Linked DNA regions of Homo sapiens: region 1 is linked to region 2. The links are chromatin loops, found by intact Hi-C in ENCODE. Cell type or tissue: heart left ventricle. All regions are shown on one strand.

Evidence for each region. Hi-C counts contacts between places; a loop is a spot of excess contacts. Peaks named below come from ENCODE experiments on the same cell type or tissue, not always from the same donor. Only the 100,000 strongest peaks of a DNase experiment are listed, where the experiment ranks them.
Region 1: it touches region 2 in a loop (4-fold over the local background); 14 of 110 quality-filtered maps call a loop at or near these places.

The regions. Positions count from the first base shown.
Region 1 is chr6:33,739,604-33,747,603 of GRCh38, forward strand. It overlaps IP6K3 (inositol hexakisphosphate kinase 3), which reads right to left and starts at 7,302. Exons shown (of 6, transcript NM_054111.5): 1 at 7,155-7,302. RefSeq lists enhancers at 3,294-3,983, 4,242-5,135, 5,136-6,028, 6,029-6,922 and a silencer at 4,901-5,030. In heart left ventricle, CTCF peaks have their summits at 4,963 (motif pointing right) and 6,612 (motif pointing left); DNase peaks (open chromatin) are centred at 2,686, 4,981, 6,688 and 7,348; H3K4me3 peaks cover 2,897 bases; H3K27ac peaks cover 4,850 bases; H3K27me3 peaks cover 454 bases.
Region 2 is chr6:33,582,057-33,590,056 of GRCh38, forward strand. LINC00336 (long intergenic non-protein coding RNA 336) reads right to left here. Exons shown (of 2, transcript NR_027908.2): 2 at 4,048-5,814. It also overlaps the pseudogene GGNBP1. Among named protein-coding and RNA genes, the nearest start is that of BAK1, 5.8 kb to the left of the region's middle. RefSeq lists enhancers at 3,035-4,029, 3,952-4,041, 7,839-8,000, 7,969-8,000. In heart left ventricle, CTCF peaks have their summits at 3,764 (motif pointing right), 7,768 (motif pointing right) and 7,975; DNase peaks (open chromatin) are centred at 3,765 and 7,735; H3K27ac peaks cover 1,649 bases.

The DNA.
Region 1 (8,000 bases), 160 kb after region 2:
CTGTGGGATTGAGCTGGGGAAGGCCCCTGTTTTTCCCATTCCTCACGGGCAAGTCCCAATTAAATCATTCAAGTTGGCAGGACCTTTCTCAGCCCAGACCTTCCTTTTGCCACATGCAGGCACTTCTGCCGTTGGCATGGGCCCTGCCTTTGATCAACGCCCTGGGCCTGTTCTGTTTCCTAAGAGCCTTGGGCAAGAGTCAGAAGTCCAGGGTCTACTCCAGGCGCTCCTGGAGCTTGCTGAGGCCTGAGATGAACTGGGGAAGTGCTCTGAGGCTTGGCTTGTCACCCTCTGCCACAGCCTTGTCATGATGCTCGGAAGACAAAGTGAAGACACTCCTTTGTGGAGTCCTCCTTCCAAGCATTGCCACCACGCAGGGTCTGTCACTGCCTGCATTATTCTCAGGACCGACTTCCATGAGTCAACTTGGGTGCTGCATGGCAGGTGAGGTGCCTGCTGCCAAATATCCTTGGCTCTCTTTAGTGCTTTGAAGGGAGACAGTTGTCCCTGTCTTCAGCCCACATCTCCTCCCACATCCCTACAGCTCAGACCCCTTGCCCAGCATCCTTCCCTAGGGCTCCTTGGGGAGGCATAGGGGGAGTAAGAATAAAGCAGGGAAGAGGGTGAGATGCCTCTAGCCAGAAGAGCTCAACTTAAAGGCTGCCTAACTCCTGCCACCACCAGGAAGTGGACAGATGGCCCCAGGTCTCTGTGTCCTCCTGCCCTGTCGTTGCATCATGTCCTGAATGAAGTAACGCTGGGCCTCACTCCAGGAGACTCCAGGGCTAATTTCTGCTGATGGGGCGCAGACACCGAGCTGGTTGTTAAATGAGGCCCTGGGCTGTCTGTGCCAGTACAGACCCTGCTCCGCAGCCCCACAGGGCCTGAGTGACAGCCAGCCTGTGCTAGCCTGTGAGACACTCCCCAGTCAGAAAAGAGGGTCACTGACAGCAGGGCCGTGAGTGGGTTTGGCTTCCAGAGTGGAGACACAGGACAATACCAGTGATTCTAAGACCCCAAGACCTCGCTGATGCCAGACACAATGACAGATGCCACCCATCAAGCCGAGGCGGATAAGGGCATCATAACTTGTCACAACCCGTCGGCACATTTTTATTTCCGGAGAGTCTTTGTATCTTATAACCGCTTTCCACATGCTAAATCTGAGTTCATTAACATTACGGAAGATGCATCTCTTTTAGGACTCACACTCCCATTTTAGGGAAGGTGGCAGACGAAACCACAAATCAAACTTGTAGGGGTTCAAAATAGGAATAGATTAGTCATGGACTATATCTTATCAAAGCCTGCTGGCTTCTTATATCCGCAAACAGACTGGCTGACTGTGGCCATTGTCAGGGCTGTTCACAACATTCTGTTTTTCCCTGTGAGAATGTGGTATGATTGCAGCTGTGAAGGTAAGCGTGGCTCACGTGATTTGCTTTTGCCAGCATCACGTGGGTGGGTGCCATGTGTTACTTCTGGGTGGGAACTTCAAGAGATGTTCCCCCCATTCTCTTTCCCTGGCCATGGTGATCTTGGAAGCACATGCTGAGGTGTGGCCTCTGTCAGTAGGGTCCCTAAGTGACTGTACATACTGGATATATAGCATTATGGAAATAAATCTTCACTCTATGAAGTCACTGAGATTTGGGGGTGGCTTGTTATGCAGCAGGACCTAGTCCATCCTGCCTGATGCACTAACTCACAGCCAGGCACCCAGTATGGAGCTCTTAAGTTGAAAGCAACTTCACTTTGCCTGGCGTGGTGGCTCACGCCTGTAATTCCAGCACTGTAGGAGGCCAAGGCGGGTGAATCACTTGAAGCCAGGAGTTCGAGACTAGCCTAAGCCAACATGGTGAAACCCCCTCTCTACTAAAAATATTTTAAAAAGTAGCCAGGTGTGGTGGCGCATGCCTGTAATCCCAGCTACTCGGGAGGCTGAGGCAGAGGAATTGCTTGAATCTAGGAGGTGGAGGTTGCAGTGAGCCAAGATCATGTCATTGCACTCCAGCTTGGGCAACAGAGCGAGACTCCATCTCAAAAAAAAAAAAAAAAAAAAAAAAAGCCGGGCACAGTGGCTCACGCCTGTAATCCCAGCACTTTGGGAGGCCAAGGTGGGCGGATCACCTGAGGTCAGGAGTTCGAGACCAGCCTGACCAACATGGAGAAACCCTGTCTCTACTAAAAATACAAAATTAGCAGGGCGTGGTGACACGTGCCTGTAATCCCAGCTACTCGGGAGGCTGAGGCAGGAGAATCGCTTGAACCTGGGAGGCGGAGGTTGCGGTGAGCCAAGATCGTGCCATTGCACTCCAGCCTGGGCAACAACAGCAAAACTCCATCTCAGAAAAAAATAAACAAAAACAAGCAAAAAAAAAAAAAACAAAGCAACTTCACTTGAGTCAGGTACTCAAATAGTTCATTGCACAAACATATCCTATATCATAGTCACTCCTAAGGGTCAACTCTGGACCCCTGGCTTTACAATCACACCTCTGTGTCTCCAGCTAGGAATTTTCAGATGGAGACACTGAGGGTCAGAATGGTTGCAGAGTTTTCCCGGGGTCCAGAGCTATCAGGCACCAATGCTGGGACTCGGCCGTGATGAGTCTGTCTCACTCTGAAGTCGACGCCCATTCTGACCACGTGCAGTCTGCTTGGACGGGGAGTGGCTGCTGAGTTGCTCTGGCTGTCTCTGGGAGTCTCGGAGACCCAGGACCAAGACCCAAGTCAGGCTCTTAGGGCCAGGGTGCTGTCTGGGGCCCTCTTTATGCTGTTTGCCTCAGTAACCTGTGTCAGGATAGGGAGCTTTCAGAAGCTGCACCTGACTGGGCAGCAAGAACCGCACACCCAGGGGCAGCATGCTGCTGGTGGGCAGTGTCTAACGAAGTGCTTGGCAGCGTGGATTCTTAGGGCCCTGGGTGAGGGCTCCCACCCGGGGGGCCTGCCAAGACCTTACCCAAATCCTCACCACCACAATCTGCAGAGTAGGAAAGTAATCCCCTAGAGGCACGATAATTCTCAAATGTATGTAAATATGTTGGTAATTAACAAAATACAAATTCATTTAAAGGCATTATTGAATTCCTAGTAGTTTTTGTCATCGTCTATTTTTCTCAATCAACAGATCCTAAAAGTATAATGAGTATTGCATAGGGACTGGTAGGGAAAAAACTGTGTTGACAAATGGGTCCTGGAGAAGAGGTTAGGAGAGGTACTGCTCCTGGCTGAGATCAGGGTGGTTTGAGGGGTCTGGGAAGGAGTCCAGGAGGAGGGGAGATGTTGGCTCAGCCTTGGGGAGCTTGGGGAGGGCCTGCTTTGGGGAGTGTGTGTACAGGGAGCAATAGGGAAGGGCAAGGAGATGGTGGGAGGCGATGGCTGGAGGGGAGTGTTGTGTGGAGGAGGAGGATGCGGGAGTGCTTGGCTGGCCTTGCCAGTGCTGCAGCAGCAGGGCGTCTGCAGAGGCAGCCGGCAGTGGAGGGGGACGGAGAGTGAGCCCAGCCTGGCCAGCCAGAGGAGATGCTGGCCTGGGCCCCAGCTCAGTGCAGGGAGGTGGCACCCTGAGATCACCAAGGTGCTGAAGCCTTCGGGACCACATCCCGATAAATCTTAGGTGGTGGGGAGAGGGCTTTCTGGGTAGAAGATAATTAAGAAACAGCTTGTAGCAAAAGAAAACTGTAATATAAAATGTGGCAGACGGCAAAGCAGCATGGTTTATGGCCTGCCCTCTCACCTCTGAAGCTCTAACTTACATTTCACAGGTCTCTCGGAGCCAGAGGTTTGGTACAAGTACCATTCAATGTCTTTGTGATGCCCGAGGGAGCATTTTTTAATCTATTAGAGATGAGAGGACCCAAAAACCATTTAAAACCACTTAGGTTGTAATGGGCAGGAGAAATTTGGAGTTTCTCACATGGCTGAGGGGTTGTGCATCATCTGGGGCCATCCAGGTTGGAAGGCACAAGCTTATTTTCCAGGGGGAAAAATGGAGTTTTAAAATCCATTCTAAAAATGACTCAAGGGCTGTAGGATGGTGCGCCCTCTGTCCGTGTGGCTCTCCGGCTCGGTGGGATCAATACCTAGTGCTGGGGGACTTCACACATCACTTTCCCAGCCGTGGCTGAAATATGTGGCTTAGGAGAGCATCTCTTCCCTGGAGAAGGCTTGGTTTCTAGAATCACAGAGCAATACTTCATATTCCTCAGTCATAGAAACTTATTTCGGGGCTGATTTTATCCTTTGAGAGGGTTTTTTTTTTCTTTTTTTTTTCTTAACATTTAAAATCTCCCAACATTTCTCCAGCTTGAGGACCAAATACGATTTTAATACAGAGATTATTAGTTTAGAAACCCTTCAGCCACTGACAAATGTACTTAGCAGCACCAACAATGTTCTGATCTTGCTGTCAAGGTGGGAGAAACATGGGGGCAAGATGACTCACGAAGTCAAGTGCCACTGGAAGGGCTGCTCTGGGGGAGGCAGAGGCTGCGAGGGCTTCTCCCTCTTGGCCCCCTAATAGATCCTGACCCCTGGACACGCAGCTCCTCAGCCATGGTTAGCAACTGCTTTGACAGCCCCTCCCAGCCATGCTTTTCTCCTCCGGACTTTGCCTCTTGAAGCTGCACCCAGGATTTTGGATATTGCTAAACACCCAGACCTGCCTACACATTTCCCAGCCTCCAACACCCTGCCCCACACCTGCTGCCTTCCTCTAAGTAATATGATCAGCCACCACCTGTCTTGTGCAAGAGACCTATGAGCCACAGACGTAAGGTGTTGCCAGCGGTTAGCATGGCAGTTTTATGGTTGCAAGATGGAACAGCTCTTTAAGGTCAAAACACAATAATGGGATGGAGTGTGTGTGCGTGCATGTGTTTGTATGTTTGTGTGAGTGTGTGTGAATGCTTGTGCGTGTGTGGGAGTGTGTGGCTGAGGGAGAATGCAGGCAAGGTTTTTCCCCACCAGAGGGCAGCAGCACACACGTTGAGGCCCCAAATGCCTGAGAGGGATTAACTGGAAACTAAAGCCAGCACCCACCTCCTCACCCAGCCACTGGGGGACACATTCTTGGAACTGCCCTAGGTTTGCCTGGCTTTGCCCAGACCTGTCCCAGAGAGCCTCGATGGCAGCTGAAGTTCTGCCTCCACCAGGCAGATGTTTTTGAAAAGCTCAGAAGCCATCATTGAGGTTGGATTCTCCCCATAACGTTCTATAACATCTCTTGCCCTCCCCTCCCACTGCTTAACCAGGGTCAGGGGCTGAAGGGGAGGGGGTGGGAATGGGCTGGGGGTGGTGGGGCACTTGAGAGCCCATCTGGGCAGAGCAGGATGGGGTCTCCAGCGATCTCCACCCCATCTGTCCATCCCGCCCAGGCTGTGGCACCCTGGTGGGTGGGTGAGGCCTCTCAGCTGCCAGCTGGGCCTCCCAGCCCCGGATGAGTTGCAGTAACTATTATTAAGGTAACACACTGCAACTGCAGCCCGCGGGCCAGCACGCGCTGCCACCCTGCGCCTCCCCAGCCAGTGCACGTGCTTTCTTCCCTGAAGGACCTGATGCTCATAAAGTTTATTGCTGTTCCCTGTGGCTGCTAGTGAACAAGAGAGCAACCATCCGGGTTTCTGCCTGGGAAGGATTTATTCAGGCTCTGTGGAGGGCAGGAGAAAGAAGGAGATGCCGCTGGCCAGGGGGTGGGCTTGGCCTGGCCTGTGACCCCCGGAAGCAGCAGAGGACAGGGAGGGCCCCAGAGGCCACAGGAGCATTGAGGGGCAGGGATGCAGGGAAGTGGCCCAGGAGGGGACAGGAGACCTGGTTCTGCCTCAGGCTCCCTGAGCCTGCCTCTCGGGGCCTCAGCTTCCCTATCTGTACTGAGAGCTGTCTGACCCTGCCATGTTCTTACCCTCCTATGGGACAACCCCCCCTTTGATTCAGCAAGGCAAAGTGGTGGGGAAAAATCACCATGGTGGGGGGTCGGGGGGCTGGCAGAGGCTCTTTCTAATTGAAAGAGATTTAAGAGACCTGCTGACCCAATGCCTTTTGACTGGATCCTTTTCTAACAAAACATTAACAGACATGTAGGGCCAGCTGGGGAAAGGAGACTGCAGACAGGATGCAGACGCTCATGGGTAGTTGTTCATTTGTTAGTGGACAGTGGGTTATGTGAGGACCTGCTGAGGACTTTGTGCAGGGGAGAGGCGTGCTGTGATGTCAGAACACTCTAGCTGTAGCGTATTCAATGAAACAAATACGACAAAACTCGGGCCACTGCTGAAATCAGGCGCAGGATGTACAAGTGTGCATGAGATCATTCCCTCTATTTGTATGCTTGAAGTTTTTCATAATAAAAGGTTAAAAAATAAATGGGTAGCTTTTTAAAAATGTAGAAGGCAGAGTCCCTCCCTATGGGATCAGAATTTCAGGGGAAGGGGCCTGGCATGGGGGGTTTAAGGCCCCCAAGGCAAGCTCAGTTCTCAGGTTCACTAGGGTACCTAGAAGAGTCATGGGTGGGGGCCAAGACTCCACCACTGCCCAGGGCATCAGGGACCACCGTTTGGTGGAGACATGTCTCCCACCCCCATGACCGCCATCCCGTGGTCTACCACCACCCTGCACCAGGCCCCAGGCAGCTGCTGTAGATGCTGATGTCATCCAGCCTGGTGCCGGCCTCCTGCCCCCTCCCGTGGAAAGCTGGGGCTGCTGGGCTAGGACATGCTGTTCCTGTGCCCAGGGGATGCTGCCCGCGTTTCTTGGACACCGGCCTCTGTTAAGGGTTAACGCAGCCCCCGGTACTTGCCCCTCCCCCCAGCTTCCTCTGTAGTCCCAGTCCACCCTGAAGTGAGAGGGCTCCAGGCACCCCTGGAAGGGGAGGGGTGGAATTCCCCTGGGAGAAGGGAGAGGGATGAAAGAGGAACAGATGCCAGAATTCCTATACACTGAACTGTCCCAACGCCCTACCCCACCCCCGCCACACACAGATGGACAGACCTCCACGAAGACGCTGGCACCTCCGTGGGGCAGACTCCTGGCCAGCCTGGAATGGAGACAAGACCCCAGGGTACAGACAGGCCCTGTGAACACGAGACCCTCTCTCCCCTCAGTCAGGCCCCGTCAAAGAGGCTGGCCCTGCCCATCCCTGCCTACAAGGCAGCACTCACCAGAGCTTCCTCCGAGATCGTGGGGAGTGTATGGAAGGCAGGGCCCAGGAATCTTGTCTCTCAGTGCCCACCATGTACAGGCATCAGGCAATGGCCCGTCCCAGCGTGGAGCATTTGCTGTTCACCAGAGCCCTGGTGCGGGAGGTCTGCCCGGGAGGGCCGGGCTGCCGTGGCCTGGGGAGGGAAGGGTCACCTGACCCTCTGGGGAAGGGCTGGTGGGGACTGGCATGTCCAGCTGTCAGCTGGGTGTTCTGCTGCTCTGGGGCAGGGCCAGAGGGGCTGGAAGGGAGGGGACAAAGAGGAGGAGAGAGAAGAGGGGAGGAGGAAAGGAGGACTGGTCTGAGGCAGGGGAGAGTTCAGCTCAGCTGCCCACGTAGATGTCAGGACCTGGGCACCAAGGGCCCATCACCCCAAGGCCCTGGTTATTTTTTGATTCCTAATTCAAAAGGAAAGGGGTGAGTCTCGGGTTGGGGGGTTCATGCTCTCCCTTCTGCTGGGCTTCTTGCCCCATCCTCTCTGCAAGAACCTCACTGCAGCTTACCCCATACTGTGGCTGCCAGAGAAGGAAAGTCAGGCGGCAAGACGTTCCATCAGTCAACAGTCAGTTAGACTGAGGACAATCAGGCCATCAACAAGCATTTTTTGAGACCCCCTGCTAGGGCTGACCAAGCACCCCCAGTGTCAGGGGATTACAGCTGGGGGGCTCAGCAAGTCAGAGGGCAACTCCAGGATAAGTGTCTGGTGAGAGAATAGAGGACTTTGCAGAGAGTGAGGAGGGCATCCTGGAGGAGCTGACCGGCTGAGAGCTGAAGGAGAAACAGGGTCATTTGGTTGAGTGGGGGAGGG
Region 2 (8,000 bases):
GCCACTGCACTCCAGCCTGGGTGACAGAATGAGACTCCGTCTCAAAAAAAAAAAAAAAAAATTGGTCGGGCACGGTGGCTCACGCCTGTAATCCCAGCACTTTGGGAGGCCGAGGCTGGCTGATCACCTGAGGTTGGAAGTTCGAGACCAGCCTGACCAACGTGGAGAAACTCCACCCCTATTAAAAATACAAAATTAGCCAGGCGTGGTGGCGCATGCCTGTAATCCCAGCTACTCTGGAGGCTGAGGCAGGAGAATTGCTTGAACCCGGGAGGCAGAGTTGTGGTAAGCTGCGATTGCGCCATTGCACTCCAGCCTGGTCAACAAGAGCGAAACTCCATCTCAAAAAATAATAATAATAATAAATAAATAAAATAAAGCCGGTTGTGGTGGCGTGCGCCTATAATCCCAGCTACTTGGGAGGTTGAGGCAGGAGAATTGCTGAACCCAGGAGGCGGAGGTTGCAGTGAGCTGAGATTGTACCACTGCACTCCAGCCTGGGTGACAAGAGTGAAACCCCATCTCAAAAAAATAAAATAAAAATAGGGCCGGGCACGGTGGCTCATGCCTGTAATCCCAGCACTTTGGGAAGCCGAGGTAGGTGGATCACAAGGTCAAGAGGTCGAGACCATCCTGGCCAACATGGTGAAACCCTGTCTCTACTAAAAATACAAAAATTAGCCGGGCGTGATGGCGGGTACCTGTAGTCCCAGCTACTCAGGAGGCTGAGGCAGGAGAATCGCTTGAAGCCAGGAGGCGGAGGTTGCAGTGAGCCAAGATTGTGCCACTGCACTCCTGCCTGGCGACAGAGCTAGACTCCATCTCAAGAAATTAAAAATAAAAATAAAAACAAGGCCGGGCCCGGTGGCTCTCGCCTGTAATCCCAGCACTTTGGGAGGCCGAGGCGGGTGGATCACGAGGTCAGGAGATCGAGACCATCCTGGCTAACACGGTGAAACCCCATCTCTACTAAAAATACAAAAAATTAGCTGGGCGCCGTAGCAAGCGCCTATAGTTCCAGCTGCTTGGGAGGCTGAGGCAGGAGAATGGCGTGAACCCAGGAGGCAGAGCTTGCAGTGAGCCGAGATAGCCCACTGCACTCCAGCCTGGGCGACAGAGCGAGACTCTGTCTCAAAAAAATAAATAAATAAAAATAAAAACAAATAAATAAATAGACTTAGTGGGGTCTGTGCTACCACCTGGACACAAAACCTGGATGCTAAGAGGGAAGACAGATACTGTCTGGCTGCTGGGAGTGTTCTTGAGGACAGAACAAACCCAGGAAGGACAGAGGTGTGTGCAGTCCTCAATAGCCCCTGCCCTCAGGGTTCAGTTCCCTCCCTGCCTCTCCCTGTTTGCTCCCTGCCAAGCTTCCTGGGGCTCTCACATCTTTTCCTCCAAGTCTCCACCCCCTTTCCCCCAAAATCCCTGCCTGCCCCCCACACCTCCTTCCCTGCTTCATCAAACCCCTGCCCCCTCTACCTCCAACTAATCTCCCCCAACCTCCCATCCTCCCCAGTCTTTGCTTCCCAGAATTCTGGGAAGTTTCCAACTGGAGGTTTTAATTTGAAAACTCTTCCTGTTCTTAAGCAGTTGGTCCTGGGGTGGCTGTTACAGGATCTGAATTGGGGACCTTCTCAGGATGGAGGCCCCAGCTCCGAAGCCCTGATCATGAATTTCAGGCTGCTCCTCCATGTTCCGCCACCAGGGTGCCATTTCCCTGATGATGAGCCAAGAGGGACATGTGAGGAGGAGGGGGCCGGGACCATCTGCCTTGCCGCCCCACCCCTTCTCTGTGGCCATACCCAGGGGCTTCTCAAAACGGTCACAGCAGCCTCCCTTAAAGCTGGGCATGGGGCGTATGGTGACCTACACCTGCAAGAGCAAGAAGGCCTGGCGGAGAGGTGAAGTCAGTTCTGCCCATAGCAAGCCAGGAGGTGTTGGGCAACCTGCCTGAGAAGGAGGGGAAGGAGCCAGCAGGGGACGCCTCTGGGAAAACAGGGGCCTCAGACAGGTGAGGGGCTGGAATTGGGGGGTACCCAGGTTGGCAAGGCCTGGGACAGAGGTACTGAGAAGAGGCCTGGACATGAGATGGGGGAAGGGCATGGGCCTGAGATGGGGGACCCATGCTGGGGAGGGTCTGGGGAGGGAGGCCTTGGGTGGGTAAAGGTCTGGAACAGGGCACCTGGTGGGGAAGGACAGGGAGATGTGGGTGGGGCCAACGGACAGAAGCATCTGGTGGGGAGGAGGCTGGAGATGGGGATTTGGTTTGGGAAGGAGGGAGAGATGGGGTCCTCCCACAAGTGAGGGGTTGTGGATGGGGGATACCAGATATGAAAGAGGACAGGCTAGGGAGTAGAAAGGGAATATGCCAGGGCCAGAGGGACGGGGGGTCCTGTTGCTCCCAGCTCCTTCTACAGGCCTGGCAGCCATCCCCTGTGAGGACAGGGACCCACCTCTCTCTGTTCCCCACCCCCTCATCACCCTACTTTTGAGAGCGATAATCCCCCTCTATGATGAGGACCCCAGATGCAGAGCAGGGGGCTGATGGGAGAGGAAGGCTGCAGAGGGCCAGCAGACCTGTAGGTGAGCCTTGGGGGAGGTTTAGGGGGTCTCTGTCACATCTCTGAGCCCCACCTGCCTCCCTCACCTGACTGTGCTTTGGGATTAGCAGCCACTTTATCCAGATCCTGCAGTTGAAGGAAGAATACCTGCAGAGAGCCACAGGGCCCCGTGAGGTCAGCCCTGAGCCCTCCACCAGGGAGAAGGAGTGTCTGCTTGAAGGTGAGTGTGGTGGCCATAGGCATAGGGGAAGCGCCAGAAACGGACCCTCTTCCTGTAGAACTTCTTAGGGGTGTGGGGCCTGGCAGGACACGGGACACATTTTGAGGGACTGCTGGAGTCAGACTGCCTGGGTTCAAATGCCAGTTCTAACATGCTGAGCCGTGCGATGGGTGGCAGCTTGCTCAACCTCTCTGCGTCTGTTTCCTCGTCTTTAAAGTGGGAATATAATAGTAGCTATCCTTGAAGGAAGTTGCAAGGATGAACTGAGATACTCTTTGTAAAATGCCCAGAACGGTGTGTGGCACACAGTAGGCATTTGCTAAAGAAAACAAGACAACCCCACCCACAACTCAGCCCCCTGTGTGCTTGCCCTCCAAGGCCTGGACCACCCCACTTGCTGCCAGCCTGTCAGTGACCACCACCCATTCACAGGAGACTGCGTGTTGGCCTCTTCCAGGGTGGAGGCAACTCCTTGGAACCACTTCCACAGTTTGGACAAGGAGCTTCAAAACTCGGCCATGGCCAAGGTCTGTGGGTGATGGGGTCATGAGGCATGGGTTGGGGCCTTTCCCACATCAGGCTGGGCCCCAGAATATGTGGCCTGGGCCTGGAAGGAGCAGTCCCCTTTCTTAGCCTTTAGGGACATGTTGCCTCCTGCTTCCTGTCTTGCCTAGGGGTGGGGTGGGGCTGCAGGCCTGGGGTCCTGGGCCTCCTCACCTGCTCAGAGACTGGCTGGACTCCTCTCCAAGGTTTGCCCAGCGAGGAGAAAAGTGAGGAAGAGAAAATGAAGGAAGAGGACAGCTCATTCAAGCTCTGTGTCCCAGGCATTGTTGCCCTCCAGTCGCCACCGAACAAGGCTTTCAGATCCACAGACACAGTGGGTAAGGGCTTCCGCCCTTCCCCTCCCACGTGCCCCCAGGTCCAGGAAGCCTCGCTTTGGCCGGCGGCTCAGGGGTGCAATACCAGCAGGTACCACCAGATGGTACCAGAGGACCTAAGAGGACCACCCGAGACCAGGGAGCAGCGTGTGGCTGGGCTGGAGGCCACACTAGGTGTAACGGGTCTTCCTCTGGGTTTGGGAAGTGGTGACTGCGGGGGTGGTACTACTCAAGCACCACCCTTTCCCCCAGCCCAGAGGCTTCTAACGCCTTCAGTGGCTGCCTCCATCCCTGGTTTTCCCATCATGCACTGCTGTGACAGAGCCCCAGAGGGTCCTCTCTGCCAGTAGAGCCCCGGGCAGCCCAGACATGGACAGCAGTTGGGTTAGTGGTGATAGCATACATAATATGATGAAAATCGTGGTTCACATTTACATAGCCATTAATGGGGCAGACCCTCTTTAAGCACTTTTCATAAAATCCTGCATTTTACGACTCTGAGGTAGGTCCTATTGCCATCTCCAGTTCACAGTGAGAACTTGCCCGATGTCACACAGCTAGTGATGGGCAGAGCTGGGACTTGAGTGCAGGCAGTTTGGGTTCCAGATCCAGGCTCTTGAGTTGGTTGGTGGTGGGGGCAAATACCTGCCCTTTGCATGCTGTCCCCAGTGGGTGAAGACGCAGGCTCTCATGCTGCCGCTGCCAGAGAAGGCCCTCAAAGAGTGAGCTTCCTGGGGAAGGCAGGGCGAAGGAGGGGTGGTACCTGGCTGGCTCTACGTCCTGGAAGAAGAGAGGGCTGTGGCTGAGGGTGAGCAGGAACCACACAGAGCTGGGATGAGGCTCAGGGAGCGGTTGCACCTCCGGGTCCTTGGGTTCCCAGTGGGCTGCTCCATCCTACTCCTGCCTGTTCCCTGCCATCTCCCTGTCCCTTGCCATCTCTCTGGCTCTCAGGTTTCCTGGAGTCGGAGTTGAAGAAGCTTCTGGGAATGCAGCAAGAGTCCCGCCTCTGGAAGCTAGGCAGCCAAGAGGGCCGAGAGCTGCTTACCCGGCCAGAGATCACCGTGGTGGAGGTGAGCATTGTGGATGGCCAGGTACGCTTGGCCCGTGCCAGACCACCAACCCCTTCCTGGAGAAGGTGGGGCTGGAGGCTTACCATCCCCTCCAGGCCCTGGGCCCTGGTTCCAGCCCCCAGGCCCTGGCTCCAGCCCCCACTGCCTGGGTAGGGTAGGCATAATGCCTTCTTGGTGGTAGTGTTTCTAAATTCAGGACCCTGGCCCCCTGAGTGAGTGCACACTGCATGCACATAAACACACACACACACACACACACACACACACTTCTCCATCAGTCTCTCTGTTTCTCACTTGACTCAGAGTCACAATGTCCATTATTTTTGTCTCAACTTTGCTATTCCTTTGCTATGTGGCCTTGGGCAAGTCCCTTCCTCTTTCTGAGCCTCAGTTTCCTCATCTGTAACATAAGTGAATTTGTCTAGACAGGCTGTAAGCTTTCCTGTGCATCTGTAATTCACATGATGCTGCTGTTTTTCTAATCTCTCTCCCATTCTCGTCCACTCCAAACACACATAGGCTCAGGGGAGCGACCCCGCTGGGTCAGACCGAGTACCATCCTGCTGCTCCCCTTCCTTGACATCAGCCTTTAAAGGTTAGGCCTGTCTCAGCTTCTTTGAGTGCACATTGATGGATCTGTTGAAAATGTGTTGATGACCTTTTTGGTTAATTTCCGTCCATTCATCATCTCATGCTTTTATCCAGTGGACATTTGCCCTGACAGTCTGTGTAGCTTACAAAAAGAAAGGGCATGGGGTTTGGAGGCCAGAGGTTTTAGTCTGGCATTAGCTTGCTCTGTGAGGTTGAGTAGAGGCCTCAGTTTCTTTACCCGTGAAAGGGGACTGTTGCAAGGACCTCCTGAGATGACGAGTGTGCAGCTGTAAGCTGCAAAGGCACTCCCTTGCGGGGGCTTAGCACAGTGTGATTCACTTTGGAGCAGTGCCTATCAGAAAGACTTGCCACCTGGGGCTGGGTGCAGTGGCTCACGCCTATAATCCTAGCACTTTCGGAGGCTGAGGTGGGCGGATTGCTTGAGCTCAGGAGTTTGAGAAAAGCCTGGGCAACATGGTGAAACCTTGTCTCTACAAAAAATACAAAAATTAACCAGGCATGGTGGCGTGCACGTGTGGTCCCAGCTACTTGGGAGACTGAGGTGGGAGGATCACTTGAGCCCCGGCAGTTGAGGCTGCAGTGAGCTATGAGAGTGTCACTGCACTCCAGCCTGGGCAATAGAGCGAGACCCTGTCTCAAACAAAAAAAGAAACATGCCTGCTGGGCACTGAGGGGCATCCTTCTAATTGCCCCAAGCCCGCATGCATGTCCATGTCACAGGAGGCCTCTGTGTTACCTCATCCACAGCCACGTAGGTTGTCAGCACCTGGCAGAGCCCCTCACTTTTGTCTTTTCACATCGAAGGGTTTGAATCTTGGTATCTGCCCTTTCTGGTCCCTCCTCCTTCTTCTCATCCCCTCCCCAGCCAGCCTGCCCTGTCCCAGGAGTCACAGTCCTGGGGTTGCCTGAGTAGCGCTGAGAGGCCTGGGTCATTTCTGGGTGGTGGCAAGTAAGGGCTCAGCCCAGTCCTCACTTTGGGGACAGAGCTGCCTTAAGAATACCTTTCCCCAGTGGGTGTTTTGTTTTTTTCTGTTAGGTTTATTATCTTATTACTATTACCTTTATTATTATTTAGGTTCATTACCTTCTTTTTTTTTCTCATTATTATACTTTAAGTTCTAGGGTACATGTGCACAACATTTCAAAGGTCCTGTCCTCATCACCATTCCCATCTCCCCTTACTGCCCTCAGGGACACTGTGCTGAGGGGGAAGGAGGCTGCCCCCGAGCCTTTGGAGAATGCTGGAGACCTAGGGAGGAGCACGGAGGAAGCAGCAGCACCACCTTGGGCTTGAGGGGAGGGCACAGACCCCCCTTGGGGTCGTGTCCAGAAGTGAGGGAGGGGAGGGACTGGCTGCGGTGCTGACTCCTGGGGCTTCCAAGGAACCCCCCAAGTTGGAAGGAGAAAGGATTCTCCATTTTGTGGCAGGGAGGTGGCTCAGGGTTGGTGGAGCTGTGCCAGCCGAGGGGAGGTGGCGGAAAGGTGTCCTCGGGTGCTTGTCTCTGGGGGCAGGGAGAAGGTTATGAGGTGCAGAGAAGACTGAGGCATCTTCCTTCACCCATTTCTGTCGCCCAGTGCCTGCTTCTTGAGGAGAAAGGTGAGATGGGAAACTGGCCTCCAGAGTGAAGCCGGTGCTGGCCCTGAGTCTGCCCTGCCCAGATCCCCGGAGCTGGTACATGGAGTATGTCTTTTCTTAGGGTACATCTAAGGATCCCCTGTGGCCAGCGGGTCTTGAGACACAGTGTCCATGTGTCTGTAGGATGGGCCTGCCCCAAATTCTATCCCACCCAGCCAACTCAGGCCTGTGATGTTATTAATAAAAATGTGCTTTGACTTTGGCCTCATTGTTGGCTGTCTTTGGACCCCAACCCCCAATCTTCAACCCTGGAGCAAGCCCAGTCTATCTGAGGTCTTGATCTAGTCCCCAGTCTGTGCCCATGGGGCTGCTAGGGCTGCCCTGCTGCAGAGTGGAGGGGTTGCAGCAGGGCATCTGTGCAGAGAGGGCAGGAGGTCTAGTTGGCCTGACCTAGGGCTGGGGAAGGACCCAAGGCCCAGAGTGCCAGGGGACCCTGCTGCCCACAAGCCGTGCCCCTGTTAGGAGGGGTGTCCCTGACTTCCCTCCCTCCCTAAGTTCCCAGGCTGTGCTGCAGCCTCCTAGGGAGGATCCGGGAATTCTCCAGCAGGAAGTTCCTGCCCAGCCAGCCCAAGGACAAAGCCAGGAAAGAGGCCCTGGGATGGGGGATCTGCCTCGGGAGGGCGGGCCTGGGTAAGCCAGGGGTCCCTGGTGTCCAGTGTTGCCTAATCTCAAAAGTAAGGGTGGGCTTGGGATGGAGTGCATAATGATGGGCCTTACTGGCCAGGGAAGGAGACCGACACACCTGGCTTCCCAGAGATGAGATGGGCAGCAGGGCCAGGCCTAGTTTGGACACCAGGAGGTGCTGTTCACCAGAAGGTCCTGCTGGCTTCCCTGTGGGGTCCCCCGTTCCTTCCTTTCTTTCTGCCTGGGTCCAGGCTCTGAGACCCCTCAGCAGATGTATGAGAAAAAGAGCTCACTGTCCCCAGCTCTTTTCAACATGACTGCTATCCATGGATGCTTGTCTGATGGTCCCCATGGGTCCCCACTGTGTCTAGCCCGAGGCCTGTTGCAGAGCTGAAG